2 separate regions of the Homo sapiens genome follow, and region 2 is linked to region 1. Evidence: read pairs that join two places in POLR2A ChIA-PET (ENCODE). Cell type or tissue: GM12878. All regions are shown on one strand. Links, peaks and the distances in the headings refer to the core of each region. The heading gives the core; the rest is flanking DNA. Region 1 holds the start of LOC124901210 (small nucleolar RNA U13). Region 2 overlaps C5orf15 (chromosome 5 open reading frame 15).

Evidence for each region. Peaks named below come from ENCODE experiments on the same cell type or tissue, not always from the same donor. Only the 100,000 strongest peaks of a DNase experiment are listed, where the experiment ranks them.
Region 2: POLR2A ChIA-PET joins it to region 1 with 11 read pairs; 3 of 35 experiments call an interaction of 5 or more read pairs at or near these places.

What each region holds. Positions count from the first base shown.
Region 1 is chr5:133,839,304-133,855,197 of GRCh38, forward strand. LOC124901210 (small nucleolar RNA U13) reads right to left here and starts at 11,654; the gene lies at 11,554-11,654. It also overlaps a transcript of FSTL4 not described here. In GM12878, for the core only: no CTCF peak of the experiment used is centred there; no DNase peak of the experiment used is centred there.
Region 2 is chr5:133,951,429-133,967,322 of GRCh38, forward strand. It overlaps C5orf15 (chromosome 5 open reading frame 15), which reads right to left. Exons shown (of 3, transcript NM_020199.3): 2 at 8,066-8,592; 3 at 4,082-5,562. The coding sequence ends at 5,431. LOC105379182 (a long non-coding RNA gene) reads right to left here and starts at 2,184. Exons shown (of 5, transcript XR_948797.3): 1 at 1,743-2,184. RefSeq lists enhancers at 6,033-6,082, 6,093-6,142. In GM12878, for the core only: no CTCF peak of the experiment used is centred there; a DNase peak (open chromatin) is centred at 6,353; H3K4me3 peaks cover 1,650 bases; H3K27ac peaks cover 2,137 bases.

The sequences.
Region 1 (15,894 bases), core at 3,462-11,461:
TTGCTTTATTCCTGCAGATGAGTACTGCACAAAGAATATTCTGTAAAAACGCTGTTTGTACAAGATAAGAATTCTGTTACAATTTCTTTTCAGAGAATGTAACATATTCTTTCCCCCTCTTCCAGATTCATAATGCATATTAGCGTAAAGCCTCTGAAAAGTCCTGTAGCAAGAAAACTTTGTTTCATCCCCATTTTCATGAATTTATTTAATGACAGAAAGTGGGTTGAGGGGCTATCTTTTTATTAGCAGGACAGAAATTAACACCCCATGAACATTGTACAGAACATGCAAACATTGTACAGAGCATCCTTAGACTTCTGATCCCACCATTGCTCTTGCGGGACTGTGGAGCTAAGTTGTTCATAATAAAACATTGTGTCTCAAATTGCCTTATGGGAGCTAAGTCATGGCTGAGCGCCCCTTTGCTGAGTGGTATGCTTTTTTGGGTGTTCCAAAGCAAAGATGGGCCATGTACCATTTTCCAAATTAGGCTGATGAATGCATCAACCTTTTCCACCTGCCAGTAACACAACAAGAAGTTTTTAAAAGGCTTTTGTTTACTGTCTGCCAATACACACGGGGCCATTAGCCAGTTGGCAGGTCTTGTGTGAGCTTCATTTCTGCCAGCTACAGTGAGCTGCCCACTCCTTAGCTGACAGCCTCGATCAATGCCCCTTCAATGCTAAAGGGCTGCAGGGGTGAGAGGTGGGGGAGAGCAAGTTGGTTTGATGAGAGAGTAAGAAACAAGGAGAAAGGGACAAAACCTTCCTTCTACCCTTCACATTACAGAGTCCTCCCACTCAAAGCCTCATTACAGGCATTGCTGCCTGTCTGTTCTACCAATCTTTTGATAATTTAGTTGTGCTTCCAGTTGAGAGCTGTGTTGTTTAATAAAACAGAGACAATCGACTCTTCCTCAGTGTTGTAATAGCCTCTCTGTGTGTTTACTTGAGAACAAATGCTGTTATAATTTCTTTGGGGAATCAATATCTTCCAGTGCATATGCACAGCCCTATTGGAGGTTCAGATTGTGTAAGGAGAGAAGGGGAAATTTATTGCCTTGTAAATGCTGGCAGAAGGTAGTAGGTTTAGTGAGAGCTGTAATTAAAGTTTTGCTGATAATAAAAAATGGAGGCAATAAACACTCCGATTTTCCAGTCCTCAGTCTCAGAATGGCTGAACCATCACAGGGTCCTGGACTCTTGCTGGTCTCTGCACAATTAACCTCTGAAGGTAAAGGTCCCAGGGCCCAAAGGCTGCCAGCTCCTGGGCCCTTGAGATGCCCTCCATGTGCTCACAGGCCCATCTGCTTTCTTCAACTTTAGCAGCAGCAAAGTCAACCTTTATTTTACCAACTGATTCTAAAGCTGGCTATTCAAGCCAGAGCTACCAGGCTAAAAGTCTACACAGGATTTGAGAATGAGGAGTTCAACCTGGAGGCAAGCACCCGTACTCCAAAAAGAACTGAAGTATAAGAGGAGATAAATCACTCGCTTGTCAATCTTTCTGCAGGGGGACCCCTCTCCAGGAATTCATTCAAGTCTTCCAAAATAGCACACAAAGATTTTCCAAAGGTGATTGCTTGTTTCTCTGCTAAGCACTTGCTGTGCAGGTTTGTGTGTGCTCCAGGTTTGATGGAGGCAGAGGAACTGCATGGTTGGGAAGGGGATGGAGACCTCCTCATGCCCACAAGGCGGCAATGTCTACAAGGTACCACTGACACCTTGCCACTGGCTAAGGACATCTGCATTGTCTTTTCCAACTGGGATGAAATCACAGTCACCTCTCTCCCTGCAATTCCTGGCTGTGTCCACAACAGTATCAGACTATGGAAGAAGGAGGCAATTTCTCTGACCCACTGGGATGGGGGCATCTTCAAGGCTTCTTTGGCCCTGGGTATCAAAGTAAGATCAACTGGCCTGGGAAAATCAGAAACTATCCTCACTCACCAGCCCCACTACCACCATCACCCCTAGGTTAAGTTCCCAAAGGGGAAGAACTTGTCTATAATCTCTGTAGCCATCCAGACAATAAATACCTACTGAGCACCTACTATTTGCCATGCACGGTATCACCGCACCCAGCACCAAACTCTTGCAGAAAGAACAAACAAGTGAGCAAATTGGCCTCCATATCCACCAGGAGGTTCCTCTGAGAATACAGGAGCCCGAGTTCTTCTAGAAATAATAAGATGCTCCATATTGACCACCTACTATGTACCAGATGGCCTACACAGCCCTTTACACATGTCCATTCTCTCTTTTGGTCCTTACAACCACTCCCCACTGTGAGGTAGAGATGGTGGTTGTTGTTGACAGTAGAGGACGGTAAGGCTCAGAGGGGCAAGCCATGTGCCCAGAGCCAACGCCACCCAACACACAGCACAGGGCCAGCAGGGAAGGCCCCAGCTGATGATGCTCCAAAGCCTGCATTCTTTCCATTATGCCATGTTCCCTGTCAACAATGTCACATGAGCCCCTCACCTGCCATCACTTGTCTTCTCCTCGCAGGGTCTGCTGAGAGAGGAGGTGGAAGGTGCAAAAAGAATTTCACTCCTGAGTCCTTGAGAGAGCTCAGCAGAAAAAGGGCTAAGCAGGGCTGCCAAGCAGCACCACGGGGAAGCAGCAAAGGGGTCTAGGGCTTACCTGTCCACAGGAGGCAGGCCTGGCTGGGACCACTGGCTGCCGGCATTTCTGGATTCTGTGCCTTTCTCTCCTGTCTCATCTTCCACCTTCCTTCCCTCCTCTAAAACGTTCAGAGGACTAAGAGCCTGCAGGGAATCTCAGTCCAGTCCCCTTGCCAGCCCAAACACCTCCCACTGGGTGGCCCTTAGCCCTGGGTCTCGTCCAGCCAGTGCCAAGCATACGCAGCCCCTTTCCAAGGCCGGGCACATGTGGTGCAAAACCAGCTAGGCACCAGACATAACAAGGTACTGGTGAGGTGCAGAGGCTGGCTGTCCCCAGAACACAAGACCCTCCCGGTGTGCAGCCCTCTCCTGGGCAGCTTCCCTTAGAGAAACAAAGCTCCCAGCAGCAAGTTCCAAGTCCAGGATGGTCCTGCACCAATTCCGATGCTGTCCCTGCAATCCCTTTCTTCAGATGCCTAGCACTTGCACAAACTTCAAGTTGCTCATCTCCAAATGGGTGAGGGACTCACTCTGTCATATCAGCTTCCCTGGATCTGCCCGCAGGGAGCAGCAGGCCCAAGGGAGAGTCTGGAGAAAGTGTCCACATTTGCAACTCTCCAACTCTGTGACTTCTCCAAGGTACCCAATGGCCCCACATGAGAGCTCCAGAGCTCAGGCTGCGGTGGGGACCCTAGGCCGCTGATTAGCCAATAACATCACCAGCAGGCATTAAATCTATCCTCAGTTAACCCAATGTCTTTAATAATAAAGAAGATTTTGCACTGGGGATAAATACTGTGTCTCATTTTCTCACTCTCACTGGTCTCCTGTCACTGTGCGCTTATTAATACAATCACTAACATATGGCTCCCAATCAGCCACTAAAATGCTGCTGTTATTCCTACTAATTCGACAATAAAATATGGCTGTGCCAGGCCATAAAAAGTAGGCTGCCATGTGACTGGGGGCTCTGTGGGAGGTAAGCCAGGGGGCCCAGAGCTCTAGACTGGCCACCGGGAACTGAGCCACCATGGCCACGGCCCTGCAGGCCCTGACTTCCAAGGGCCCAGACACCACCAGAAACTCAGAGGTGTTCCCTGCTATATTTCCATTACTGTATAACAAATTACCACAAACAGCAGCTTAAAACAACACCCATTAATCGTCTCACCGTTCTGTAGGTCAGAAGTCCAGGCGTGACTAAATTCTCTGCTCACAGGCTCACCAGGCTGAAGTCAAAGTGTCAGCTGGGCCACATTCGCAGTGGGAGGCTTGACGAGGGCGGAATCCACTTCCAGGTGCATCTCATTCAGGCTCTTGGCAGATTTCTATTCCTTGCAGCTGTAGGACTGAGGTCTCTGCTTTCTTGCTGGTTGTCAGCCGGGGCTCACTCTCTGCTCCTAGAGGCTGTCTCAGGTCCTAGCCCCCCACCCCTCCACAATATGGTAGCTTCCTTCTGCAAAGCCAGTGGGAGAGTCTCTTCAGTCTTAAACTGCATAATCTAATCAGGGCTGGGGGCGGGTGATATCCCATCCTATCCACAGTCCCACCACACTCAGGGGGAGGGGCATTCTGCAGGCCATGTATACCAGAGGTGGGAATCTTGGAATCCTGCCATCTCAGAATCCTGCCCACCACACACGGTATTAAGATCTTCCACTTGCCTGTCTTTGTGTGTAGGCAGCCTTTCTGCTGACAACTGGACCTTGGTTCTAATCTCACTCCCCTTCCCCCACACACCAGAGAAGAATCCTACAGCATCTGGCAGCTCTTCTCCCAGGCCAAGCCTCCACCACTGGCCAAACAGAGAAGAAAGCAGTGGGCTCAGGTAATGTGATGTGCAAGGGATGGACGGAGGGGCTCAGGAGCAGCCCCACCCTAGGCTGCACAGCATGGAATAGGTATTTGCAAAAGCATTCTCTTCACCAAGTAGCAATAATTCACTTCCAATCCAAAGAAGGCCCTTCCTCAGACCTTCTTACGGCTTCTCCTAAAAAAATCTCCTCTCTGTAAAGCTCCCAACTACTGAGGCAAAGCAAATCCCATTACGCCCCAGGTTATTTCCTCACCCTGGTTCTGAGCACCCAGATTCCTGGGCCCCACCCCCAGATCAGTGGACCCAGAGAAATAGGATCTGCCTTTGTAAAGCTCTCAGCCAGAGCTGCTGCCCAGGAGCTCTGAGGGAGAAGCAGGCCTGGGGCCCTGCCCTGATCCAGCTGCTTTCAATGAGCTCTTCAAGCCCAGAGAGGAAACAAAAACAAACTGGCTTTTGATTTTAAGAATCAGGTTTATATGAAAATACACTCATCGTAATTAAAACACCATAACCCCAAATGATCCCTATAGCCTTCCAGATAATGTCCACCTTCTTCCGGCTCCCCACTCCCAGGCCTGCACAGGGGGCCCCTCACCCTGTCTCACTGGCCTTCTCTACTCCCCATTAGTCTTCCTGAGCCTTTACTCTTAGGGTCCCCTCAGCTGGGAACACTTTGGGAGGCCGAGGCAGGAGGATTGCTTGAGCCCAGGAGTTCGAGACCAGACTGGGCAACATGGTGAAACCCTGTCCTTAAAAAAAAAAAAAAAAATTACTTAGCTAGACATGGTGGTGCATGCCTGCAGTCCCAGCTACTCGGGAGGCTGAGGGTAGGAGGATCAGTTGGGACCTGGAGGTCGATGTTACAGTGAGCCATGATCATATCACTTACACTCGAGCCTGGGTGACAGAGTGAGACCCTGTCTCCAAAAAAAATAAATAAAGTCAGATTTTGCAAAATCTGAAAATGAGAGTCAGACTCTCGGCAGGTGGGGACCTCATCTCAAGCCCTTATCCCACCCCCTAAACTCAGGTGGCAGGGGACAAAGACTTGAGGCATGGCAACAGACTATGACTTTAGAATAAAGGCAGCCACAGCCATCGGCATGACTATGAGCTGCTGGGCATCAGTGCCTTTCTCCTGGCAGCAAACAACCCCCACGCCATAGCCTTGGGGCAAATCTCAGAGAACAGGCTGGGCAGAGGGCCCTAGCAGGGGAGTCAGCTTAGGTCGTGTCCTGGGGATAGCTACATGCGGCAGTCCTGCCGCCGTCCCCCTGTGTCTCCACACTTTCCCTGGCGTCTGGGACCTGGAGACTCAGAGAACATGTTTGCATCTGTCAAGCCCAACAAGTCATTAATTACACCTTGGGGAAAGTCACAGAGGCAGGGTGTGGATGGGCAAACACTGTTCAAACATGCTGAGGCAAACCTCGAGGTTGTGTTTGACACTGCTGGGGTTATTGTGGTAAGTCTCTGTTTTGGTTGACTACAAATCCCAAAACTTTCCAGTGTTCCTTTTGGAAGATCTTTGAATTGAAAGATTCAAGCCTATACTGCTCCTTCCTTCCCTGAGGGAGTTCCCTCAGTCACTGTGACCTCACCTATGGTCCTTGAGGCCTGAGGGGTCCTCCCCAAGGTCCCTCTCCTAGCCCCCAAGGTGAAAATTCCCCCCCAGAGCTAATGCCAGGGGGTTGGAGCAGGATTAAACTTTGTCACAGCCCTCGGCCTGCTGTTGCCCTGACTCAGGATTCTAGGAAGGACTTTTGGGCTAGGAGCCTTGTTTGGTTTGTTGGGTTTTAAGATGGAGTTTCACTCTTGTTGCCCAGGCTGGAGTGCAATGGCGGGATCTTGGCTCACTACAACCTCCACTTTCTGGGTTCAAGAGATTCTCCTGCCTCAGCCTCCCAAGTAGCTGGGATAACAGGTGCACGCCACCACGCCCGGCTTTTTGTATTTTTAGTAGAAATGGGGTTTCACCATGTTAGCCATGCTGGTCTCGAACTCCTGACCTCAGGTGACCCACCCGCCTCAGCCTCCCAAAGTGCAGGGATTACAGGCGTGAGCCACCGCGCCCAGCCAGGACTCTTGTTTTACAAGTGGGCTCAGGCCCACAGCAAGCAGGATCCTATCTAGCTTCAGCTGAGCTCTGAGTTTCTCGAACTGTAGAGTCATCTAGGAATCCTGTTAAAGTGCCAGTTTGGACTCAGCAGGTCTGGAGTAGCACCTGAAATTCAGCATTTCCCACATGCTCCCAGGTGACACCCATGCTGCTGGTTCACAGACCACACTTTGAGTAGGAAAGCTCAAAAGTAGCACTGCCCAGCAGAAATAGAAGCAGAGCCACATAAGTCATTTTAAAGTGTCTCCTAAACACATCAAAAAGTAATTGTCATAATGTATTTGATTTAACCCAATGTGTCTAAAAGAGTATTATGTCAACATATAATGAATATAAAAAATTACTTATGAGATAGCTTACATTCTTTTTTTGTACTAAGTCTTCAAACTGCAGGGTGGATTTTACCCTTACAGCACATGTCAGTCTGAACTAGCCACATTTCTGCACTTAGTGGCCACATGTGGCTAGTGGCTGCTCTTTTGGACAGTGCAACTCAAGGGGATGGGAGAAAAGGAAAAGAATATGAGAGGAAAGAAGAAAAATCAAGGAGGAGCCACTGGGTGACCCACCTTGGGACAATACAGAAAGAGCATAGCAATGAGTTCTAGATGCAGCCCTGCCTGTCATTCAGTGTATTGCCTAAAGAGAGTCAGGTAAACTCTGGACCTAGCCCTTTCCACCAAAAAATGGGTACAGCAATGCCTGCCCATCACTAGCCCCAAAATCTGGGCGAGACACTGTTCCCAGCTTATGGGGCTTGTCAATATTGGATTCTGCCAAGCAGAAACCTAGAGTCTCCAGGCAATTAATACCTGGCTCTCCAGGGTGGGGCCTGAGCCCTCCAGAGAGCTCCAACAGGAGAGTCTCTATGTTCACTGTTCAACAGAGCCTCCTGGGGAGGGGGGTGGGCAGGCTGGCAGGGGCTTTACCCCCACTCCAAAACTACCCTGAACAATCTGGCGCTATTTAGGAAGGGCACTTTGCTGTCACTGTGAATCGAGGAAACGCAGGCAGATAGAATTAGTGCTGCCCACCCATCTCACACTGTCAGAGGAGCTATTTTCAGGTCCTTGCTGCTGAGTTCATTTTCACATCCTTTGCTCTTTTCCTGTGTTTCAAGAGCTGAAGCACCAGAGAGGCCGGTCCCGATGGGTATTCTGGTCTGGCCACTTCCTGGATCTCTGAGGCCCAATAGGGATTTGGGGGAAGTGAACTTTGTAGAACTCAGGAGCAGGGTGGGGCACGAGGTTTGAACACCAGCCTACACTAGTGAAGCACTGAATGCCACATATAATCTTAGTTACCTACGCTTTACAGACATCAAACCTGTGGCAGGAGGAGGAAAAGGAGCAGGAGGAGAAAAGTAAAGCCAGGCTAGGTGACAACCTAACCCAGCAAATCCCTAAGCCAGGACCTGAGCTTTCCAATTCCTGGTCCTGTGATGCTGCTGCACCAGCGGATGCCAGGTGAGCCAACTGCCCACCTCTGGCTCCCCTTTGGGGCACCAATGGGCATAGTGCCTGGCCCAGCCTCCAGGGAGCCACACACACAGCTCAAGGGCCTGGTTCTCTGAGAGGGCAGTGAACCTCCCACCAATGGCCCAGACTTTTCCAGCCCCTGGTCAAGAGGCAGTCTTGTCTCAGTCATACTAACAGAGTCTGAGTCAGGGGTCCTCGGCGCCTGCCTGTCTCACGTTCCTGAAGGAGGTACCAGAAGTCCTCCAAACCTCAGCCAGGAACCAACCATCCCCAGGTACTGGACGGAGCTTTTAGGTTAAACAGAGGCAAAAAGAACCTGTGGACTCCTTCCGTACCAGCTGGAAAGGGAAGGTGGGTCTGATGGCCATGCCATCTCCCAGCAATACCCAGATAAGGGTCCCAGCAGGAGAGGTCGCTGGCCCCTACATCACCCTTGATATGAGGGCACTCACTCATCTCCCTTTGGGCCTTGAGGAAGTTAACAAAAATAATTAATTCCCTACCCTACCTGCTGGAACCACCTCTTGGTCAAGTTCTCCTTGCCCAGTGATACAATACATACTATTTGTTCCCAGGCTATTTCGTTCCCCAACTGGTCCAAGGGTCTGAGGGTAAGAAACACTCCCAGGCTCCCCTCCCCAGCCTAAGACAACTTCATCATGCCAGGCGGGCCCTGGTGCCAGCTGCCCCTTGCTGTCACCTCCACAGTCCTTTGAGCTCCATGGGTCTGGCCACATGTGTCCCCATATCTCATAGCATTCCTCTCAAGGTGCCGGGCCTGCACATGGCAGACCCGGAGCCCCATGCTTCTCTCCTGGAGGAGGAAAGTGCCAGTAGGGTGACCTCTGCTCATCCGTCAGAGTTCAATTTAGACATCACCTCTTCCAGGAGGCCCTCCCCAGCTGAACCAGGTACCTCTCCTCCAAGCTCCCACAGAACCCCATCCTTCCCCATTCCCAAGGGAAACTGGGAGGTAACCTGGCATCTTTGTTTGACCAGTGACTGGTATATGCAGTTGGTACTCCAAAAATTCTGGCTCACGGAAGGAGCATGCTTCTCAACAAATCCAGCCAACCACATGGCCCAGGGCACTGATACACACAAATACTCACAGACTCAGCAAACACACCCTCCGGAGCCATGACCGCAAATATCCTGCTGAGAGCGCCTTTGAAGTTCAGAGAAATGCTGGGCACAGTTCCTCAGGCCAAGATAGGGGCAGCTGGGTGAAAACAGGCCCCCTGCCAGTGCCACTGCCTACCCCCTTCCCCCACCCCAAGAAACCTACACAGCACTTTCTGGGGGAAAAGCAACCAACAAAGACAGCAGCTGCCTCCCTCAACAGCCAGACCCCCAGAGAGTTTAAATGGAAATAAAATAATCTCACTTCGTCACCCCAACCACAGATAGGCACAGTCAGGGGAGAACAGCCGGCTAACTGCTTCTTTGAAGAGGCGAAGACTCTTTTACCCAAAAGCTATTTGTCCTCCGTAAATGGGATTTTAGAAACAGTGCTGAAAGGGAGGCTATGGCCGCAAGAGCCTAAGCTTGTATTATACATTAGACAGATATTTAGAAATAAAGCTTGATTAAAAGGAAAGCCATAAATGACAGCGGAGAGCTCCAGACCCTCCGAGGCCTTCATGCAAATGTCTGGCTACTCTGTCCATCCCAGAAATCTGGGCCAAACTGTAACCATTTCTCTGATTTTTTAAAAACTGTTGTCTCCCCAGCTGCTTTGAGGGGCTGTGTTCTGTCCCTGGTGGTAGGCTCGGATCTGAGGAGGGGAGGGTCTGAACAGGGACCAAGCACTTGTGCCAGGGGGCCCCTTGGAGCCGCTGTCCCGCAGAGGTTGGTGTGCATGCTCAGACTCCCCTCCGCAGGCTCCCCTGAACATCGCCTGGTCCAGGAGGCCTCCCCTCGTCTGTCATCAGGCTAGGTCGGTGTCCTCTTTTCACAACACTCATCACACCCTGTGCCACCAGGCTGTGTGTGGCTTCCATGGGGTAGGGAACCCTGCCCTGCTCTGGGCAGTCTGTGAGATTAACTAAAGAATAGTGTGTCCCACACACACACACTAAGAGGCATGTCAGGAAGGAGGCCAAACCCCGGCCAGTAGACACCTGTGTAGTCAGCCTCACTTGGTCTTGTTAGTTACTGCTGTTATTATTATCAACATTCATCAGTGATGGCTGCAGTTCCAGTCTTTGGCTAATGCCTCCATTTATGCCTAGTGTTCCATTAGTGGAAAGCTAAGCATGTGGGAGTTATTTATATCTTACTGCTCAAGGTCATCACCAAGGTCTGATTTTTCAAATTCAAAAAATTACAACCTCAGGCATAAATGGGTTAATCACTGTTAAGACCCCCTTAGAACTATCATAGGCTAAAAACTCTTCTGAGTCTTCCCTTTTCAGAGAAAATGAGCTTACTTCCCGTTCTTTTTAACTGAAGTCCATACTTTATTCAGATTTTAGTAGTTTTTACCTGGTGTCCTTCTCTTGTTCCAGGGTCTTCTCCAGGATCCCAATTACCCTTAGTTGTCACATCTGCTTAGGCTCCTCTTGGCTGTGAGATTTTTCTCATACTTTGCTGGGTTTTGATGACCTCAACCGTATTGAAGGGTACTGGTTGGGTTTTTTATAGAATGACCCTCTATCAGAATTTGTCTGATGTTTTCCTCATCATTAAACTGGGTTTGTGGGTGGAAAACCACAGAGGTGAAGTGCCATTTTCATCATATCATACCTGGAGTACATACTACTAACATGGTTTATCATTGTTGATGTTTATATTGGTCAACTGGCTGAAGTAGTGTTTGTCAAATTTCTCTAGATCTTTTAATTGAAATCTTTCCCACCTCTCTAAACACCACATCAAAAATCACCTCCTCCTAGAAGTCACCCCAGATTGCATGTGCACACACAGGCACACATACTCTATTGGCTCCTCTCAGGACTTAGCACACCTCAAAGTATTTCAGATGTCTGTGAACTTTCCAACCTTATTTTGACTGCATGCTCTGTGAAGCAGTGACCTAATGCCCAGCAAGCATCTAGCCTACGATGAAAACTGACCACACATTTAGTGCTCACTGATAGTACCTCACAGGCACTATCTGGCTATAACCCAATGAGGGAAGAAGGTCTCTTGTTATTGCCATTTTACAGATGAAGAAGGATCTTGTACAGCAAGTAACCAGCAGAGCCAAGATCTGGCTGTGTGGCTGTGCGATCGGTTCCTTCTTGGCTCTGCTCCACTCCTTCCCCCGGGGGTAGGTAAGCACTGTCAGCTTATCCTCCACAGCTGGTTCAAGGACATGCTGCTGTAATGGAGGCAGAAATGTTTGGTGGGCTGAGAGTCTGGGGCCTCCAACAGCAGCACCAAGGATGTGAGGCTCTGTCCCACCCAGGCTCTGTCCCGCTCCCAGCCCTGGCAAGTATGGACCATGACACCAGCACACCCACATCCCTATAAATCCTCAAACAACCACAGCTTTTTTTTTTTTTAACGTCAGATGGGTAATATGCTGATGTCATAATGAGGTTTAAGGGAGGCACACCTCAAGTGAGTTTGAAAACTCAATCATCACACTTAGGAAACACAAAAGATCAAGCCTTACCAGTTTTGACATCCAGAGACGGGAGGCCGGGCTGTGCACTTGCTAACATGCTGTGTCAGCGAGAAGTCAAATGATGTACGTGGAACTGGAACATCTCCCATAAATTTTATTAAATTTTAAACTTTAATAAAACAATGACACAATTCAAATGCCAGCTCTGGACTTCCTCATCCCCACCACCTACCATCATGGGTTCCCCAAGAACCCTCCCACTGGCAGAGTCTTCAGAGTGTTCAAGGCTTTCCTGTGGTGTTGGCATTGGACTCTGGGACCTGGACCAGGGAACCAGAAGACAGGGGGCCTAGTGGGAGTCGATGGCCTCAGAAGACCCAGGTGGGCACACAGCTAGATATGACCCAGGCAACCAATACAAGAGGTTTCCAGTCTCCAAGATGGGAGAAAGAGAGAACGGGTATTGTCAGCTCTGATTAAGGATGAGGCTCTCTGTTGATTCCCCAGGGACCCAGATTTAACAGTGTAGTTAAGAGCTAGGACCCCAAGTTTCCTAGAGTCAGACAGATGGTAAATCGGGCTCCAGAACAATCGCCCACTTCTCTCCAACAGCTACAGCAGAAGAGCAAATCGTCCCTTCTGTGCCCCTTCTCCTCCATCTTCCTTCAGATTCAGATAAAAGGTAGGGAACAAAGTAATCAGCATCCACTCAGCCAGGATACTTCTCCAAGCTTCACTTCTCCAAATCATGCCACCACCACTCTGGCTCTGGTCTGGGGAGATGAGAGGACTGTCCACGTGTCCCCACATCAGCCCCCTTCAGCAAAAAAGGAAGTAAGGAGGTCTCTATTTCTGGGGGCAGGGCATAGCTGAACAAAAGGCAGCAGAAACTTCCAGACTGAAACATCCCTGTCTGACAAGCTCTGAAGAGAGCAGTGGTTCTCCCAGCATGGTGTTTGAACTCTGAGAAAGGACAGACTGTCTCCTCAAGTGGGTCCCTGACCCCTGTGTAGCCTAACTTGGAGACACCTCCCAGTAGAGGCTGACTAACACCTCATACAGCTGGGTGCCCCTCTGAGATGAAGCTTCCAGAAGAAAGATCAGGCAGCAATATTTGCTGTTCTGCAGCCTCCACTGGTGATACCCAGGCAAACAGGGTCTGGAGTGGACCTCCAGCAAACTCCAACAGACCTGCAGCTGAGGGACCTGACAGTTAGAAGGAAAACTAACAAACGGAAAGGAATAGCATCAACATCAACAAAAAGGACATCCACTCCAAAACCCCATCTGTAGGTCACCATCATCAAAGACCAAAGGTAGATAAGACCACAAAGATGGGGAGAAACCAGAGCAGAAAAGCTGAAAATTCTAAAAGCCAGAGTGCCCCTTCTCCTCCAAAGGATCGCAGCTCCTCCCCAGCAACAGAACAAAGCTGGATGGAGAATGACTTTGACGAGCTGACAGAAGTAGACTTCAGAAAGTCGGTAATAACAAACTTCTCCGAGCTAAAGGAGGATGTTTAAACCCATCGCAAGGAAGCTAAAAACCTCAAAACAAGATTAGACGAATGGCTAACTAGAATAAACAGTGTAGAGAAGACCTTAAATGACCTGATGGAGCTGAAAACCATGGCACGAGAACTACGTGACGCATGCACAAGCTTCAATAGCCGACTCAGTCAAGCGGAAGAAAGGGTATCAGTGATTGAAGATCAAATGAATGAAATGAAGTGAGAAGTTTAGAGAAAAAAGAGTAAAAAGAAACGAACAAAGCCTCCAAGAAATATGGGACTATGTGAAAAGACCAAATCTATGTTTGATTGGTGTACCTGAAAGTGACGGGGAGAATGAAACCAAGCTGGAAAACGCTCCTCAGGATATTATCCAGGAGAACTTCCCCTACTAGCAAGGCAGGCCAACATTCAAATTCAAGAAATACAGAGAACACCACATAGATACTCCTCAAGAAAAGCAACCCCAAGACACATAATTGTCAGATTCACCAAGGTTGAACTGAAGGAAAAAATGTTAAGGGCAGCCAGAGAGAAAGGTCGGGTTACCCACAAAGGGAAGCCCATCAGACCAACAGCAGATCTCTCGGCAGAAACTCTACAAGCCAGAAGAGAGTGGGGGCCAATATTCAACATTCTGAAAGAAAAGAATTTTCAACCTAGAATTTCATATCCAGCCAAACTAAACTTCATAAGTGAAAGAGAAATAAAATCCTTTCCAGACAAGCAAATGCTGAGAGATTTTGTCACCACCAGGCCTGCCTTACAAGAGCTCCTGAAGGAAGCACTAAACATGGAGAGGAACAACTGGTACCAGGCACTGCAAAAACATGCCAAATTGTAAAGACCATCAAGGCTAGGAAGAAACTGCATCAACTAACGAGCAAAATAACCAGCTAACATCATAATGACAGGATCAAATTCACACATAACAATATTAACCTTAAATGTAAACCTGGGCTAAATGCCCCAATTAAAAGACACAGACTGGCAAATTGGATAAAGAGTCAAGACCCATCCGTGTGCTGTATTCAGGAGACCCATCTCACATGCAGAGACACACATAGGCTCAAAATAAAGGGATGGAGGAAGATCTACCAAGCAAATGGAAAGCAAAAAAAAGCAGGGGTTGCAATCCTAGTCTCTCATAAAACAGACTTTAAACCAACAAAGATCAAAAGAGACAAAGAAGGCCATTACATAATGGTAAAGGAAGTAAGGGGGTCTCCTGCACAGGAAGGGCAGTGTGGTCCCCCAGTTCCCCCGTCACACAGCAACAGCCTCAAGGACCCTGCTTCCTCATCCCCAGCCCACTTCTTGCCATTTGCTGGATTGCATGCCTTCTAAAATCAGACTTCCTGCAGAAATGCTTTCAGAAAAACATTACAAAACAAACTGGTGACTGTGAGTACAACACTGAGCTTCCTAGCACCCTGCCCGACATGCCCCAGTCCCTCCACCACACACTCGTGATGAAACCCCTGGGAGGCCCCCATGGAAGTTCAGCCTACTTAGCTCAGCACCTTTCAAGCACCATTTCCAGCCATCATCACTTTTTTCCAGGCCAGAAATCTTGTTGAAAGGATGGAAGAAAAGAGAGAGATCTGCTAGCCTCGGAACTAATCCATTGTCATTCCAGCCAAGGGGCCCTCCATCAGCTTTGTAAAGCTTTCACTATGAAGCAGCTTCTAAGTCCAGGCAAACAAACCAGCCTATGGAATTCCATCAAGAACCCAGGAATCCTTGGAGTTGGCACTACAGACCCTCCCCGCTGGTGTTGGATTTCAAGGGCCTCCAGGATTGCTGACTCTCCCTGCTGCAGCCGCTGCCTCTCTCACTTCCACACCAAGCCCATTAGGTTTTCTTCAATTCTTAATGCCCTTCAAGGATAAACATGTTTCCTTAAAATGAAGAAATTTTTTCTCCCCCAAAGGGTGAGAATGTTTCACACTAGGGAGAAGAATAGGAGAAACAGTTCAATTAGGTTTAAGGCATACGCCCACAAAACCCACTCTGTTGTAATTGAAAGTAATGAAGTTTAATAAAAAACCAGCACAGCCCCTTCAGCATCAGATTAGATAGATGTCACTGAAACTCATTTGAGCGCTGTCTTTCAAGGTTCCTTCCGCAGGGCATTGCAATGAGCAAAAGCCAAGGAGAAGGAGGACAGGTTAATAGTTCTGACTCCCTTCTAATCAGTCTCAGCTGGGAGGGGATTCTGGGATTGGATGCCTGCTGCCTGCCAAAGCCCCTCGCCAAGGACCTGTTGAGCCCACATCGGGGCTCAGCCTTCACGGTCACTTCATGCGTTGGCTAGGCTGGGAACACACAAATGTGCACACATGCACACATACACAGCGGGCTTGTGGAGGCCAGGCCACAGCGCCCCTCCCTGCCAGCACCATCTCTCACCCAGCAAGGGTCCTTCAATCAACTGCCAAGGGGCCCAGGGTCATCAACCCACCTGCAGAATGCTCATTCTCGCCCAGGGGCATTTTCAAGAGACAGATTCACAAATTCACTCCTTGAACTCTGACCCTCTTCTCCTAAATGCCGCGGGGCCTGTCACCTCAGCATAACTGAACCGAATCATCGAGCATCTTTCGCCCAAAACAACTACTCCCCCTGACTTCCCTAGTCTTCTCTTCCATGTTTTTATTACAAAAGTAATAGATGTTCATTATGGAAAATTCAAAAAATACAGAAAAGCCATAAGAAGAAAATGAGAATATCTCATAATATCACCACTCAGAAATCACATTAACATT
Region 2 (15,894 bases), core at 3,320-11,319, 110 kb after region 1:
ATGCTCCCTGAGGCGAGGCTGAGGCATACATACCGTGTAGCCTAAAAGTAGCCACCTCTCTGGGGTCCTCGGTCCCCTTGCCTCTCTGCTGTCTATTCTTGGGAACAGTCCAGGGAATGATGGGAAGGGCCCCTTGGCCTCTTTATTGGGAAAGGATGAGGCTGGAGAACAGGGAATGGGGTTGAGAGGCTCCAAAGGAGACCCACCTATTCCCTAATAGGACCATGCATGCCTGGATGGTTCAGGAGAAACCCAGCTCTGACCAGCTGTGTGCCTCAAGGTAGTCCCAAGGGGACTAGGGAAGGCAGCCTCAGGACTGTGGGCTATCCCTCCTTGGTGGACTCGAGGCTCAAGCTGGCTCTTCTGTGGTCAGTGACATGGTGAAAACTCCTTCTTATGCACAAAATCCTTCCACAAACATCAATCCATTTACTCTTCCTAACAGACTAGCGAGCTAATCAATCACTCATTTTATAAGGTAGGAGACTGCAACAGGCACAGCATGCTCAGACTATGGTCATCCAGCCCTGGCCTCAACCCATACCCTTCTTTCCCTCCATTTCTCCCTAGGTCTGTCTTCCTAGAAGACCAGGTAGGTGCCACATGGGCCAGGATGACCTCAGTCCCAGCAAGGTGCAGGACATTCGAGTTAGCCCTCAAGACCCTTGACCCTTCCTCATTTCCAAGGAACAGTCAGGAAAAATGGCCTGGGGAGGACGCTCAGCCTAGGGGTTAGGCCCAGAGAGGGATTCCAACCCAGGCCTGTATGATTTCATGGCCCATCCTAGCTCTGGCAGGGCCCACTGCAAAGCATGGCCTCCTCAGGTGGGAGTGCTGTCCAATCCACATGCCAAGGGGAGAGAAGCACAAAGGGCCCTATGAGAAGAAAGGCATCCAGGAAGTCAAGGATCCCCAGAACATGGCATCTCTGGGTTTCCCAGCAGAGAAATGAGGCAGTTTTGAGGTTGTGAGAGAAAGAGGCATAGGGTTTCAGAGTGGAACTGTTAGGATAGGTGGAGAAAGGCTTCCTAAGTAAGGAGTAGGGTTTTTTTAATCTAGAGCCTCATTAGATTAAAAAACCCCTCGGCCAGACGCAGTGGCTCACGCCTGTAATCCCAGCACTTTGAGAGGCTGAGGCGGGCAGATCATCTGAGGTCGAGAGTTTGAGACCGGCCTGACCAACATGGAGAAACCCCATCTCTACTAAAAATACAAAATTAGCCAGGCATTGTGGTGCATGCCTATAATCTCAGCTACTTGGGAGGCTGAGGCAGAGGAATTACTTGAACCCGGGAGGCGGAGGTTGTGGTGAGCCGAGATCGTGCCACTGCATTCCAGCCTGGGCAACAAGAGCTAAACTCCATCTCAAAAAAAAAAAAAATCCCTCATGGCATAGGCACTGCATTAAAAGCAAAACACCTGGATTCCTTTTACTCAGGCCCTGTGCTGCGTGCTGGGATGACAGAGTGGTTCAAGCCAGATGCTGTTTCTGCCCCTATGGTGCCCACTGGTACCAGCTAGTACAGATGGGTCTGGGACTCTTTAGGATGGAGTTAGAAGAGAGGTGGGCTTAGACCTCATGGGGTAGAAGCTGCTGCTTACTGGTCCAAAATCAGGCTCCCTTGAGCCACTTAAACAGCCTAGACAGCAGGCCATTACCACAGACGGCTACTGAGATGTGAGTCAGAAACAGCTCCAGCTCTGAGCTCCAGTGGTGCAATTGGTTAGCATGTGGTACTTACACAGAAATAGCCCTGGCTCCATTTCCAGAATCTGTCCCAGCAACTTCCGCTCCTAACGTCGAAATGAAAACAGAATCCAGCTAATTGAAGAGAACCACCCCAAATATCCTGGCTCAAGCTGTGCTGAGTCAGGCCAGACTGACAACCTCAGGACAGCCTTCTTTTCTGTTCCCTTGGAAGACATTTGGTCCTCGAAAGACTTTTAACCTTTTGAACTTCAGCTGGGAAGGATGAACTGCTTCACACTGAACCCAGAAGGGAGGCAAACTGCTGCACCAGCAAACCAGGCTGAAAGAAGGCCAAAGGGCAAAGCCAGCCCTGCTCACCCCACCCCACACACAGGATGGGGGAGAACTGGAACATCGGCAGCAGTGCCGGCAGTGATCTCCTTCACCTTCAACAGGCAGCACCTGCTCTGATGAGAACCTGGGATTTGGAGGAAGGGGTGATATCTCATACAACTATTGTGGGCTTTAGCTTCCCGTAGAATTGTGGATGTGCACATAAGGACTGACACGCTGTACTCGGCTCTGATCCCGCATTCATCTGTGTACCCAGGACGTTAGTAGTATTGGACTCTATGCAGACTATGTGATCTTGTGCAGAGCCTGAGTTGTCTTGGTTTTCTCCTCATCTAATTTCTCAAATACTTCATTGAATAACAATTTAAAGGGGCCTAGCAGGTGCCAGGTAATGAGCTTGGGGCTGGAGAGCAGTAAGAGCCAGTTCCTGTTCTCAAGCAACTCACTCGGTGGGGCAAACCACACATTCCGCAAGAGCTTGCACTCACGCTCAGGAGATCACATTTAAAATCAAGAAAGCCCAGTCAAGGTATGTGGTATGGTTTAGACCTGTGTCCTGCCCAAACTTCACGTCGAATTGAAGTCCCCAGTGTTGGAGGTGGGGCCTGGTGGGAGATGACTGGATCATGGGGGTGGTTTTCTCATGGTTTAACACCATCTCCCTTGGTGCTGTTCTCATGATAATGAGTTCTCATGAGATCTGGTGATTTAAAAGTGTATAGTAAGGCCAGGCACAGTGGCTCATGCCTGTAATCCCAACACTTTGGGAGGCCGAGGCGGGTGGATCATTTGAGGTCATGAGTTCAAGACCAGCCTGGCCAACATGGTAAAACCCCACCTCTACTAAAAAATAAAATAAAATACAAAATACAAAAATTAGCTGGGAGTGGTGGCAGGTGCCTGTAGTCCCAGCTACTCAGGAGGATGAGTCAGGAGAATCACTTGAACTCAGGAGGTGGAGGCTGCAATGAGCCAAGACTGCACCACTGCACTACAGCCTTGGTGAAAGAGCGAGACTGTCTCAAAAAAAAAAAAAAAAAAAAAAAAAAAAGAAACTGTGTAGTACATTCCCCCTTACTCTCTCTTGCTCCTGTTCCTGTCATGTGAGACAACTGCTCCCCTTTCGTCTTTCACAATGATGGTAAGCTTCCTGAAACCTCCCCAGAAGCTGAGCAGATGCCAGCATCATGCTCCCTCCACAGCCTGCAAAACAGTGAGCCAATTAAACTTCTTTTCTTTATAAATTATCCAGTCTCGGGTATTTCTATAGCAATGTGAGAACAGACTAATATAACATGCCTGCCTGACTGCCCAAATTCTAAATGTCTGTTTCTGTCTGCCCCACAAGTTCCAACACATTCCTTTTCAGCTAAGACACAGAAACGGGAGCTAAAAGGTAATCTATTATACCATTAGTACCAAAATCGGGTGCAGAGCTTCAGGTCTGACCAGAAAGTGAGTCTAGTCTAGGAGAAAGGAGCAGATAACACCACACAGGAGGAGGTGGCATGAGGTTGTGAGGCTCAACTGTGGCCCCTGCGTGCCTAGTCCCTAGCACTAGTTCCTAGTGCTCAAGTGCCTCTGTGAGACTCCAGGGGCATTTTTAATCAATGTATGATCTGATGCTCCAAAAGTCTGAGGCTACTTAATTGCAGCACTGTGACCTAGGTGGCTGGACCACCAGGAAGTACCCAAGAATCCCCCAATCCACTAAGGGGGATGAGCCTCCACACTCGGGGAGCCTTCCATCCCAGATAGTGACCCCAGGATGCTAGAAAGAGCACACTGATTTAGCCACTTTGCTTTTCTTTGCCATCCTACTTTGCTACAGTTTTCAATAAACTTCAGTACCTCGCAGTAAGTTGGACCTAAAGAAGAATTTAGCAATGTAAGTGGAATTCATAGAGGCAGAGTTGCACTGCTGAGAGGGACACCTGCAAGTGAATCAGGTTAGATTGCTCCCAGACATACACTACTCCCCGTCACCACCTAAATGTCATCACTGAAATGAAACACAGAAACACACTCGTGAAATCATAGATTTATATCTTTGCCATTTATTTTTTAAAATCTTATTCAAAATATTAAATAATAGTTTCAGATATGAAAAAAATTACTGCAATAAAACGGTTCAGGGGTATTTCCATTGTGCTTCCCTTCCCTATTAGGAAAGTACACTGTCCGCCCAAGAGACAGGATGGACGGCCTTCTTCCAGCTCTACATAAAGCGCAAGCCCACTGGCTCACCCGGGTCCTGCTTAACATATATTAGGGCTATGTTTTCTAAAAAGCTGTAGTGACACTTGTAAGTCAACCATGGTTCAAATCACATATTTACATATTGATCAATTCTTTATGATAGAAAGACAGACATAAATGAATCCCATAGTAAATACTTTCCAGTTGCCATAAAAAACAAAAACAAAGAAAACAAGTGTGGGGGAAAAAAGGTAATTGTACACAAATATCCTTTATGTATACAAACAACTTCATTCAGGTATAATTTTAATTTGAAAGACCTAGGTACAGTATTATTTAAGTGATAATGACCCCTAAGATTTATTCAAATTTACTGTAAAATAATAAACGAAGTAAACGAATCTGATATAATTTTAAACTCTGCCCATTGCTTGAAACCTTGGAGGAACCCATGCTACAATCAATTGCTAACTAAAAGCAATTGTACATGTATTTAACATTTTACCAGTTTCTGCTTCTAAATTTAATATAGTAATTCCAACCAAAAAAATAGTATCTCTGTAACATTTTATCTATGTCCACTGCAAGCTGCAGAGTCTCTGTTGCCAAGATTTCTTGACACATTTAATGTTTTACCTAAAATTGTGGTCAGATTGAGCAATATCATTATCCTAAATTATGTTTAAATTATCTAAAAATATCCAAAGCAGTTTTCTTGGAAGAAAAAAAAATATTACTCAAATCCAAAGCATTATCACACATATCCTTGTACATTACAGTTTGGGAACAAAAAAAAATGTGGATAAAAAATAGTATTTGAATGGCGGAGAATGAATGTGAGTCAGCAGTAACAGATATGTCAGAATTTAGTTACAAGTTTGGGATCTTTTAAAAGTAGCATCACTAATACTTCCAGAAGAAGCATAATAAATCTAAAACAATAAAAACTAACAGTGTAAATATAAGGTAATGTTTAACTCACATTTTGGACACCTGATTAAACTCAGCTCTAAAAGTACAGATAAAAAATTATATACTCGTTTGTGACATTTAATTTCCAAAGCACCAAGGCAAAAGAGAGACTCACCTCTCATTTAAGTACCAATTGCCTATGGCAAACATTTGCACAATATCATATAAAAAGTCAAGCAAATAAAATTACATAAGCAAATTCAAATCACAGTGCTTTAAAAAATATAATCATTGGTAATCTTCAAAGAAGGCATTGCCTCATTAACATTCTGATCTAGGCGATGGTATTCCACTGTTTTGGAACAAAGGCCATCACGCCATTTCCTGCTTTGAACCAGAAGAAAAATCTGGAAAACAGAAGTCATTAAATAGGCAAAAGAGAAAACAGAGAATATGGTAAACATTTTTATAACAAGTAAAATATCTCTCTTCTAGGTTTCTAAATATAAAACACAAAATATCAACAACAAAAAAGCTATTTTAGGCCGAGGCAGGCAGATCACTTGAGCCCAGGAGTCCGAGACCAGCCTAAGCAACATGGTGAAACACCATCTCTACAAAAAATACAAAATTAGCCAGGCATGGAGGCGCTTGCCTGTAGTCCCAGCTACTCAGGAGGCTAAGGTGGAGGATCACTCGAGCCCAGGAGGCAGAGATCACAGTAAGCCATGACAGCACCACAACACTTCAGCCTGGGTGACAAAGCAAGACCCTGTCTCAAAAAAAAAAAAAAACAAAAGCTATTTTGCTTTCCATCTTGTAAAGAAGGCTAAACAGTGCTTCTCAAATTTCAATATATATAGGAATGTTTGTTAAAGACTCAGATTCCTAGGCTCTATCTTCAGAGACTGAGTTAGTACTTGAGGTAGAGCCCAGGAACCTACTTGTTTAACAAGTCCCTTTGATGTTCATAATAGAGATGGCCAAACACTAAACAGTGGGATATAATATCAGCAGCACTCAAGGTTCTGTCTACCCATAAACACTTACAAAGCTAGCAATATAGCACTAAATACAAATAACCAGAAGAGTTGGTTGGTTTGCTTTTTTTTGAACTATTATTAGAGTCACTGATTCTCAAAGCAGGAAGGCATTTTGAAATTATCAGGTCCAGTTTCACTATTTGTCAGGTAAGGAAATCAAGGCCCCGAAGGGGAAGGTGGCTTACAGTGTTACAAAGCAAGTTACAATAAAGTCAAGAACTGAGACTTCCTGACCAGTAAGTATTAAAAAGGAACTGTGTGTTTGATCTCCCTTTAAGGATTTTAAAAGGCTTAACTATTCAGCTTTGGGACTGTAGAGTGCCAACATGTACCCTCACACTAAATGTGATGTATCCTGTCCTACAGATGTCTCTTGTGCCTCATGTAATCCAGCAAACTGGTAACAGCACAGAAATGTTCATCACAATATTATTTCTGAACCAAAAATTGTAAACCATGAATCTAGTATGTTTTTAGCCAGGCACAGTGGCTCACGCCTATAATCTCAATTACTTGGGAGGCTGAAGTGGGAGGATTACTTGAGGCCAGGAGTTCACCAGCGTGGACAACATAGCAAGATCCTGTCTCAAAAAAAAATAATGTTTTTAAAGAATATTAAGGATATGGAAAATGCTCATGATTGGTCAGGACATAAAACTCTATGAGATAGCTGGGTGCAGTGGCTCATGCCTGTAATCCCAGCGTTTTGGGAGGCTGAAGTGGGTGGATCACTTGAGGCCAGGAGTTTGAGACCAGCCTGGCCAACATGGCAAAACCCCGTCTCTACTAAAAATACGAAAATTAGCCAGGCGTGGTGGCCTGCGCCTGTAGTCCCAGTTACTCAAGAGGCTGAGCCATGAAAATCGCTTGAACCTGGGAGGTGGAGGTTGCAGTGAGCCGAGATCGCACCACTGCTCTCCAGCCTGGGAGACAAAGTGAAGCTCTGTCTCAAAAAAAAAAAAAAAAAAAAAAAAAAAACTCTGTGAGATAAAATTCCTTAAAAATCATTACATACACCTATATGTATAAATTATATGCACATTTATAGACCAGAAATACACCAAAACGTTAATGCTGAGAAGTAGTTTAAATTTTCTTTTCTAAACTCTTCTGTTTTCTGAATTCCCTAAAATAAATGTGTAACACTTTATAACCAGAAAAAAAATCAAAAGATTAAGTTCAATGTTAATAAATTAAAAGACAAATATTAAATTAACATTTTCTCCACAAGTATTCCTACTGAAGTAATGATGCCAAATTAAGACATAAACTCTTAAAAAAAAAATCACTGGGCTTTGGTATTACTCATTAAGAAATAGGACTATTTCTTTTTTTAGAAGTACATACATTCAAGCATTCTGTCTGCAGTGTGTTAAAATACACAATAGATTTACATGCTGATTAGACATCTCAATATTTTACTATGAATTTAAACTTCACTGAAAAAAAGGAAAGAGGGCTGGGCATGGTGGCTCATGTCTGTAATCCCAACACTTTGGGAGGCCGAGGCGGGAGGACTGCTTGAGCCTGGGAGTTCAAGAACAGCCTGGGCAAAATAGCGACACCTCGTCTCTACAAACAATAATTTTTAAAATTTTAATTTAATAATTTTTAAAAATTAGCCAGGTGTGGTAGTGTGAATCTGTAGTCCCACCAACTCGACAGGCTGAGGCAAGAGAATCACTTAAGCCTAGGAGGTCGAGGCTCCAGTGAGCTGTGATTGTGCCACTGTACTCCAGCTTGGTTGACAGAGTGAAACCCACTACACTTTTTTTTGCAAAAAAAAAAAAAAAAAAAAAAAAGAACCATGAATCATCAAAAGCATTATGACTGAAATAATAAAGGGCTAAAAAAATCCCAAACCTACCTTCCTTTTGTTGTGATATGTAATGTAAACAACAGCAATGCAAAAAGCAAAAATAATAAGATGAAAAAAGAAATGGCTGTCTTCCTCTTCTATATTTGAGGATGGCATCTTAAAAGATTTCACTGACTGTTCAATTTCCATGTAACCCCTGTTTTCTTCCAAGGTGTCATCAGACTCGTCGTCGTCCCTGGGGCCCGTGGTCCAGTCATAGTCTGGTTCTCCATAATCGCCATTGTCTAGAGTGTCTTTGGCTGTGGATGGAGAACTGTTCAGCATGAGAAGATCCTCCTCCTCTATACTAGGATCTTCATTGTTATCAGCTTCCTCTTGAGACAGAGGAGTAGGCGAGGGATGAGGGACCACAGATGCTCCTCCACTTTTCTTGGTACTCGTCGTGGGAGGGAGGGTGGTGCTGATTTGGGAAATAGAAGGTTTGGTTTGGTTTTCATGTGTTAAAGCATTCACATTTGGGGTAGAAATATGTGAGTTGAGTACGGTTGGGCTCGGTGAATCAGTCCGTGATACAACTGAAACAAACAAAGAATATCAAACTGAAATCTCCAACTTTATCTCCACCAAGCTAAAAGCATATTTACCCAAATTTTACACTAAGCATTTCTCTCTGCTACATTCCTATAACTTTCTCGAAAACTAGTTATTAAGTCTCAATAGCCAGCATTCAGTTACATTTCTTCTTAGTCAGTTATTCTTCAGATAATAATTGCTTTGCTAGATACTAACAATTTAAGCAGCATAAAAGACCTACTGCATCATACAGCCTGCCACCAAAAGAAAAGAAAAAGGGCTGACTTTAAGTCACGATGGCAAAGTTCACATACAGCCCTCACCCATCCCCTCTGTTTTCATTTCATAAAGGGTGTGGATTTCAGTTACCTTGTCCAGACTTTACCTGATCCCTAGAACAGACCAAAAAGTGGCTGATTCTCACTCAAGTAGGTCCCAAAAAAGATATGGAGTTTGGACCTAAATACTTTCAACACAACATAACAAATTCAGGGGAAGCTATAGGCATGCTGTAGATAGTAATTCTAAGTGATACTTGAACTAGAGGACTCCCTCTCCTAAATTCAAAAAAAAAGAAGGATCCTTACAAAGAAGAAAAAACTTCTAAAGGAGAAGCATCCGAAACGGGAACCTGAGAGCTAAGTGACAACTAGACTATTTTGAAGATGAGGGAAGGCATCTAGGTATAGCAAATGACACCAAATACACACACATTCTTATTTCCCTGTGCTGCTACCTACTCAGCATAGTTTACTAAAGGTAAAATTCTTTACATAAGAATTCTTACTATTCTTTTACCAAGAAGAATGAATAGAGGAAGATTCCAGAGGAATCCCTGCCGAAATTTAACCATCTCTAATTTATAATCTAATGTAGTATCTGTTGAAGAACTTCAAGGACCTCTACTACACTAAAAAAATAAAAAAAAAAAACCTCTGTCATGTAGATCTAAACATATTCAGACAATATTTTAAAGTCTATCACATTAAAGTAAAATATTTTATAGGGGTAAGATTAAACCAAGTCATTCTAGTGCTTTCACAAACATGTGCATTCACACAAGTTAACAATCCAACAGACAACCCTTTCTTCATGTGAATACACTCTGGTTTGTGTACCACAGTTGACATCCATTTTGTGTAGAAAAAAAAAGAAATAGCTGGTGTCAATTAGAATGAACAGAGGATCTCAGAAAAATAATGTAGTCAGTTAGTAAAAAAAAAAAAAAAAAAAAAAAAAAAAAAAGGCCAGGCCCTGTGGCTCACGCCTGTAATCCCAGCACTTTGGGAGGCCGAGGCAGGCTGAACATGAGGTCAGGAGCTCGAGACCATCCTGGCTAACATGATGAAACCCGGTCTCTACTAAAAAATACAAAAAATTAGCCAGGCATGGTGGCAGGCACCTGTAGTCCCAGCTACTCGGGAGGCTGAGGCAGGACAATGGCGTGAACCTGGGAGGTGGAGGTTGCAGTGAGCCGAGATGGCGCCACTGCACTCTAGCCTGGCCGACAGAGCAAGACCACATCTCAAAAAAAAAAAAAAAAAACCAATAAATTAGTAAAACTCTCTTTTTCCCTTTTTTTTTTTTGACAGGGTCTCACTCTGTTGCCCAGGCTGAAATGCAGTAGCACAAACATAGCTCACTGTAGCCTCGACCTCCTGGTTTCAAGCCCCCCATGTAGCTGGGACCACAGGCACATGCTACCCTGCCTGGCTTTTTTTATTTTTCATATATTTGTCCAATGCCATATGCAATTTTTTTTTTTTTTTGAGACAGCATCTTGCCATGTTGCCCAGGCTGCTCTCATATTCCAGGGTTCAAGAAATCCTCCCACCTTGGCCTCCCAAAGTACTGGGATTACAGTAAAACTCTTAAAACATTTTCAATAATTGAGTTCCTTGAAATTTTTTACTGGAAGAAAAGAGAAATAAACAGGACCTACAACTCAGTACATTACTCAGAAAACTACTAACAGGAATTTCTGAAAATAATTTTTGCATTTATCACTTCAACTTAGTTATAATTCAAGAATTTAAAAATTATTATTTTCTGATACATTTAATTTTCCTGCCAAAGTACAAAAAACATGTTTTAAAATAAAATTTAAAATTGAAATAAGTGGGAGCCAACTAACTAAACTTAACTTTTAAAAGAACAATTTTTCCATGGGTAAGTACCTTTAAAGGACACAAGCTGATAGGGTGGGAATAATTATAAAGAAATTTCCACCACGCAGTATAGAATTCACAGTCATCAGCAAATCCCTTCTTTCACCCTTTGCTTTCTTGTTATTACTGAAACCTGACTCTCCCTTAAGGACACATTTTCCTTTCAGCCTGTTTAAGTAATAGCTGTTTTTTCTCCCACATCCTTGAACCACTGAATCTCAAGGAGGCACAGTTCTCCTCCTCATTGCCCTTTTCAGACCATTCTCCCGTTCTTCTCCCTAAATGCCTCTAGCTTTGATTCTCTTATCTTAAGCTATAATGCACTAACTTACTTTCATCCAACTCCAAAGTCATGCCCCCTAATTCTTAATGATCTTTAGCTCCTGGCTCTAGAGTTCACTCCATCTAAGACAAGTACTCCTGCCTTGATTTCAAAATCTTTGACCTCCTCTCTTCTCATGAGCTAGCCCTCCTCTTTACCTCAGCCACTCACTCCCAGAGTCATTATTTATTATCACAATTCTTCCATAATCTCAATTTCATGCATTCTACTTGCTGGCAAGACCTCCTATCCTTCCAGTTCATTCCCTGGTATTCTCAATCCATAAACACCTACAACCCTCTAATCCTTTTCATTCCCTTACGGTCACCATCAAAACTTGCCCAATACACTCTCTTCTCTCTTTATTCAGATTCAATTCTGTGTCAGCTATTATAATTGCTTATAATCACTCTCTTACATCCATCTTCAATTCCCTTCCCCCTTGTCCACTTTGACCCATTCACTTGGTGAGACTACACTCATCCCTAGTTATTAATAAATCAAGCTCTCTGACTACTCACATCTGCACCCAGCAGCTGAACATGGCTAGAAAAAATATACAACCATGCCACTGTTTTCATTTCATTTTAAATTCAATGCCAAAGATTCAGGTGTATGTTTAAAGCTGTTGGCAATTAAAATTGTTGGCAATCATATTTTCCTAGTCCATTTACCCTTCTACTCTCTTAGGACACCAATCACATTTTCCTCTAACCACAAACTTCAAATGTCTTCTCTGTTATCCTCATTTTCAACTGATGACATCACTTCCTAACTTTTCTGAGAAAAATTAAAAGAACTTCCAAGAACGACCAGAATTCTAGACTCATAAATCCAACCACCTACTTGACATCTCCTCTTAGATGTCTGACATTCACATTAATATGTTCAAAATGAATTCTGGCTGGCTTTCAGGAAGACAAACACACTCTTCCCTGTTTCTCCCACTAAAAACAACTAAAAGCTCTGAACATTATGTATAAAATAACACAAGAACACTCTGAAAGGTGGAAAGAACTGGGTAGAACAGTTAGAGACCTCAGGATATGTGAAACAACATGGTGGTGACTTCCTTAGGTTTTTCTTTTTACCTCATATATCCCAGGCTAAAGACAAAAAATAAAAATGGCAGACTTCAGCTCTAACATATCCATAGTGCAGTAAATGTAAATGACCTAAATACATCAATTAAAAAACAGAGACTGGCAGACTCAACTACATGATGTCCATAGAAAGCTCATTTTATTTTTTTCTTTTTGAGACAGGGTCTCGCTTTGTCACTTAGGCTGGAGTGCTGCACAAACACATTCATAGCAGCTTTATTCATAATAGCCAAAAACTGGAAACAATCAGGCATCCTTCAACAGATAAATAAAGTGTAGTCTACCTATACCATAGAATATTACTCAGCAATTTAAAGGAACAAACAACCAGGACTGGTGGCTCACACCTGTAATCTGGGCACTTTGGGAGGCCAAGGCAGGTGGATCACAAGGTCAGGAGTTCGAGACCAGCCTGGCCAAAATGGTGAAACCCCATCTCTACCAAAAATACAAAAATTAGCTGGGTGTGGTGGTGTGCACCTACAATCCCAGCTACTCTGGAGGCTGAGACAGGAGAACTGCTTGAACCTGGGAGGCGGAGGTTGCAGTGAGCCGAGATCGTGCCATTGCACTCCAGCCTGGAGTGCAAGACTTACTCTCGAAAAAATAAAAGTTAAAATTTAAAAAGGAACAAACTATTGACACATGTAACAACCTAGGTGAATCTTCAGAGAATTATGCTAAGTGAAAAAAAGTCAATCCCAAAAGTTACATACTGTATTATTCCATTTATGTAAGATTCTCAAAATTACCAACTTATACAAATGGATAATTTGTGGTTACCAGGAGTTCAGGAGGGGTGAGGTAGGAGGGAAGTGGGGTGGCTTTATAAGGGCAATATGAGATATCCTTGTGGTGATGGTAATGCCCCGTATTTTGACTGTACCAATGTTAATATCCTGGTCGTGATATTGCACTATTGTTTTGAAAGACGTTACTATTAGGAAAACTGGGTAGGGGATATGCAGGATCTCTATATTATTTCTTACAACTGCCAAGTGAATCTATAATTATCTCAAAATAAGTTTAAATAAATTCCTATGCCCCACTCAAAAAACAAAAAAACTTGTTCTACTTAGTCTCCATCTCAATTAATGGCAACTACATCTTTGTAGTTACTAAAACTAAAAACCTTGGAGTTGTCATTTTTTTTAACATCCCACATCCAATCTGTTATTCTGACATATGCAGCATTTGAGGGCTTTTCACCCTCCACTGCTCCTGCCTCATCCAAGTAACCATTATCTCACATGGATTATTACAATAGCCTCCTAATTAATCTGCCTGCTTCCACCCTAACTTCTACTGTCTATACTCAACACAGCAGCCAGAGTCATTCTGTCAAAACTTAAATCAAATGTTACTCCTCTACTTAAGACCCTCTAGGGCCATCCATTTCTCACAAAAGTGAAAATTTTTATAATAGCCTTCAAGATCCTACATGATCTGGCCCCCATTACCTCACTCTCATTATCTTACTAATCTCCCTAACAGCTCTATCCCCATTACCTACTTAATAGATAGCAGGCACTCAATAAATATTTATTGAATATGCTCTCGATTCAACTCTCACCACAAATCCCACACCACATCCCACATAGCATCTATGCACCTACTGCACTCCCTCAAGAGCCCATGCCATGGTTCTCAGCAAAACGCCACTCATTCTTCTAAGGATACCCCCAGTATCACCCTATTCATTGTTTAACTCCAATACCTAGCACCAAGTAGGAGCAGAATGTCTTAGTCAAGCAGTAAAATCTTGGAAGTAATACACAAATACAGCACAAGAAAAAACAAATAATTGACCTGAAACATGTAATACAAAGGCTATCAACTTACTCAAACTCCTTCAAATCAGAGAAGTTGATTAAGTCAGATATGAAGAGTATTCAGAACAAAGGTACAACTCTGACTTTACGGATTTAACTGTTGACCTTCTATGAGCATATAAATAAGACTTCTAAATCTTCCCTTTCCTAATTGATATTACCTCTCTACTTGAAGCTTAACATTTTAAAAATAAAGCTTAGGCCGGACACGGTGGCTCACGCCTGTAACCCTAGCACTTTGGGAGGCCAGGGCAAGTGGATCGCTTAAGCACAGGAATTCAAGACCAGCCTGGCCAACATGGCAAAACCCCATCTCTACAAAAATACAAAAATCAGCTGAGCACGGTGGCAGGCACCTGTGGTCCCAGCTATTCAGGGGGCTGAAGTGGGAGGACTGCTTGAGCCCAGGAGGCGGAAGTTGCAATGGGCCAAGTTTGTGCTACTGCACTCCAGCCTGGGCGACAGAGCAAAACCCTGTCTCAAACAAACAAACAAAAAAGGCTGGGCACAGTGGCTCAGGCCTGTAATCCCAGCACTTTGGGAGGCCAAGGCGGGCGGATCACGAGGTCAGGAGATTGAGACCATCCTGGATAACACGGTGAAACCCCGTCTCTACTAAAAATACAAAAACTAGCCAGGTGTGGTGCGCGCCTGTAGTCCCAGCATACTCGGGAGGCTGAGGCAGAAGAATCACTTGAAACCGGGAGGCGGAGGTTGCAATGAGCCGAGATCACGCCACTGCACTCCAGCCTCGCGACAGACTCAAAAAAAAAACAAAAAACAAAACTTTATAAATTTAATTCTCCCCTTCTACTGGTCCCTTTTTAAAAACTGCCCTAAAATAAAACTATATCAGCATTTCTTAAACTTAAGAATGCAGAGGACCCCGAGAACTCATTCACACACTGGTTTGAGAAACAATGCCTTAAAAATGAAATGCATTATACATTAAGTTTAGGTGATCATTTGGGGACAATATAATGGCAAATGTAGAGAACCAGGCATTTTTGAAATGGCATGACCAAGAATTAGTCACCCAGTGATCCAAACTGCTTATGTTAATTTTTTAGACTTGATCAAAACAAAAACATAAAACAAAAATTCTTACAGACTGACGAGCATATAACCAAGCATTGACAGTTTTTAAAACCTAATATGGAACAAATTTAAATAAATCTAATGTGGTAACCTTCTACCTTTGTAAACTCACTTGAAATTTGGAACTCAACACATTCTAGACTAATTTTCTTATTACAGGAGTGACTACTTTGAAATTATAAGGTATGCTTACAAAAAATACTTATATCCCAAGCTACACTGTAGTGCAGTGGAGCTGCTCGCCTATTAAAGACATGTATGTTCGTTTTCATTTAGCTTCTTTTCAGGACAGAATAATCTGAATTTATGACATTTTAAACTGGTGTATGTAAAGACTTAATTTAAAAGATAAAGATTCTCTAAAATGTCTCAGTATAGTTAGAAAAATATTTATAGGGCTCTAACAAATAAAAGCAGAGACTAAAGGACACTTAACAGTCCACATTCTGCCTCACTTCTTGCCCAATTTTCAACCATCTCTTAGGGGAAAAAAGCTGTTTCTGAAACTACAGTTGCCAGATATATATCCCTTAAGCATTCCAGCAGGAAATATAAATGTTTGTGTTTTATTTTTCTTAGATGATTAAATGGCCAAAACAATTAAGCTACTTAAGTACTTTAGGAACGGGAATATCTGCATCAACCAGGGAAATCCTCATTACATTTCACTAATGATAAAAGGGCCTTAGGAAATGGACAGCAGTCCTTCCTCAGGGACTGCAAAGACTTCTGGGAGGGCGTCCAGTTAGCAACACTGAAATGTTGCTGAGGAAACATAAGT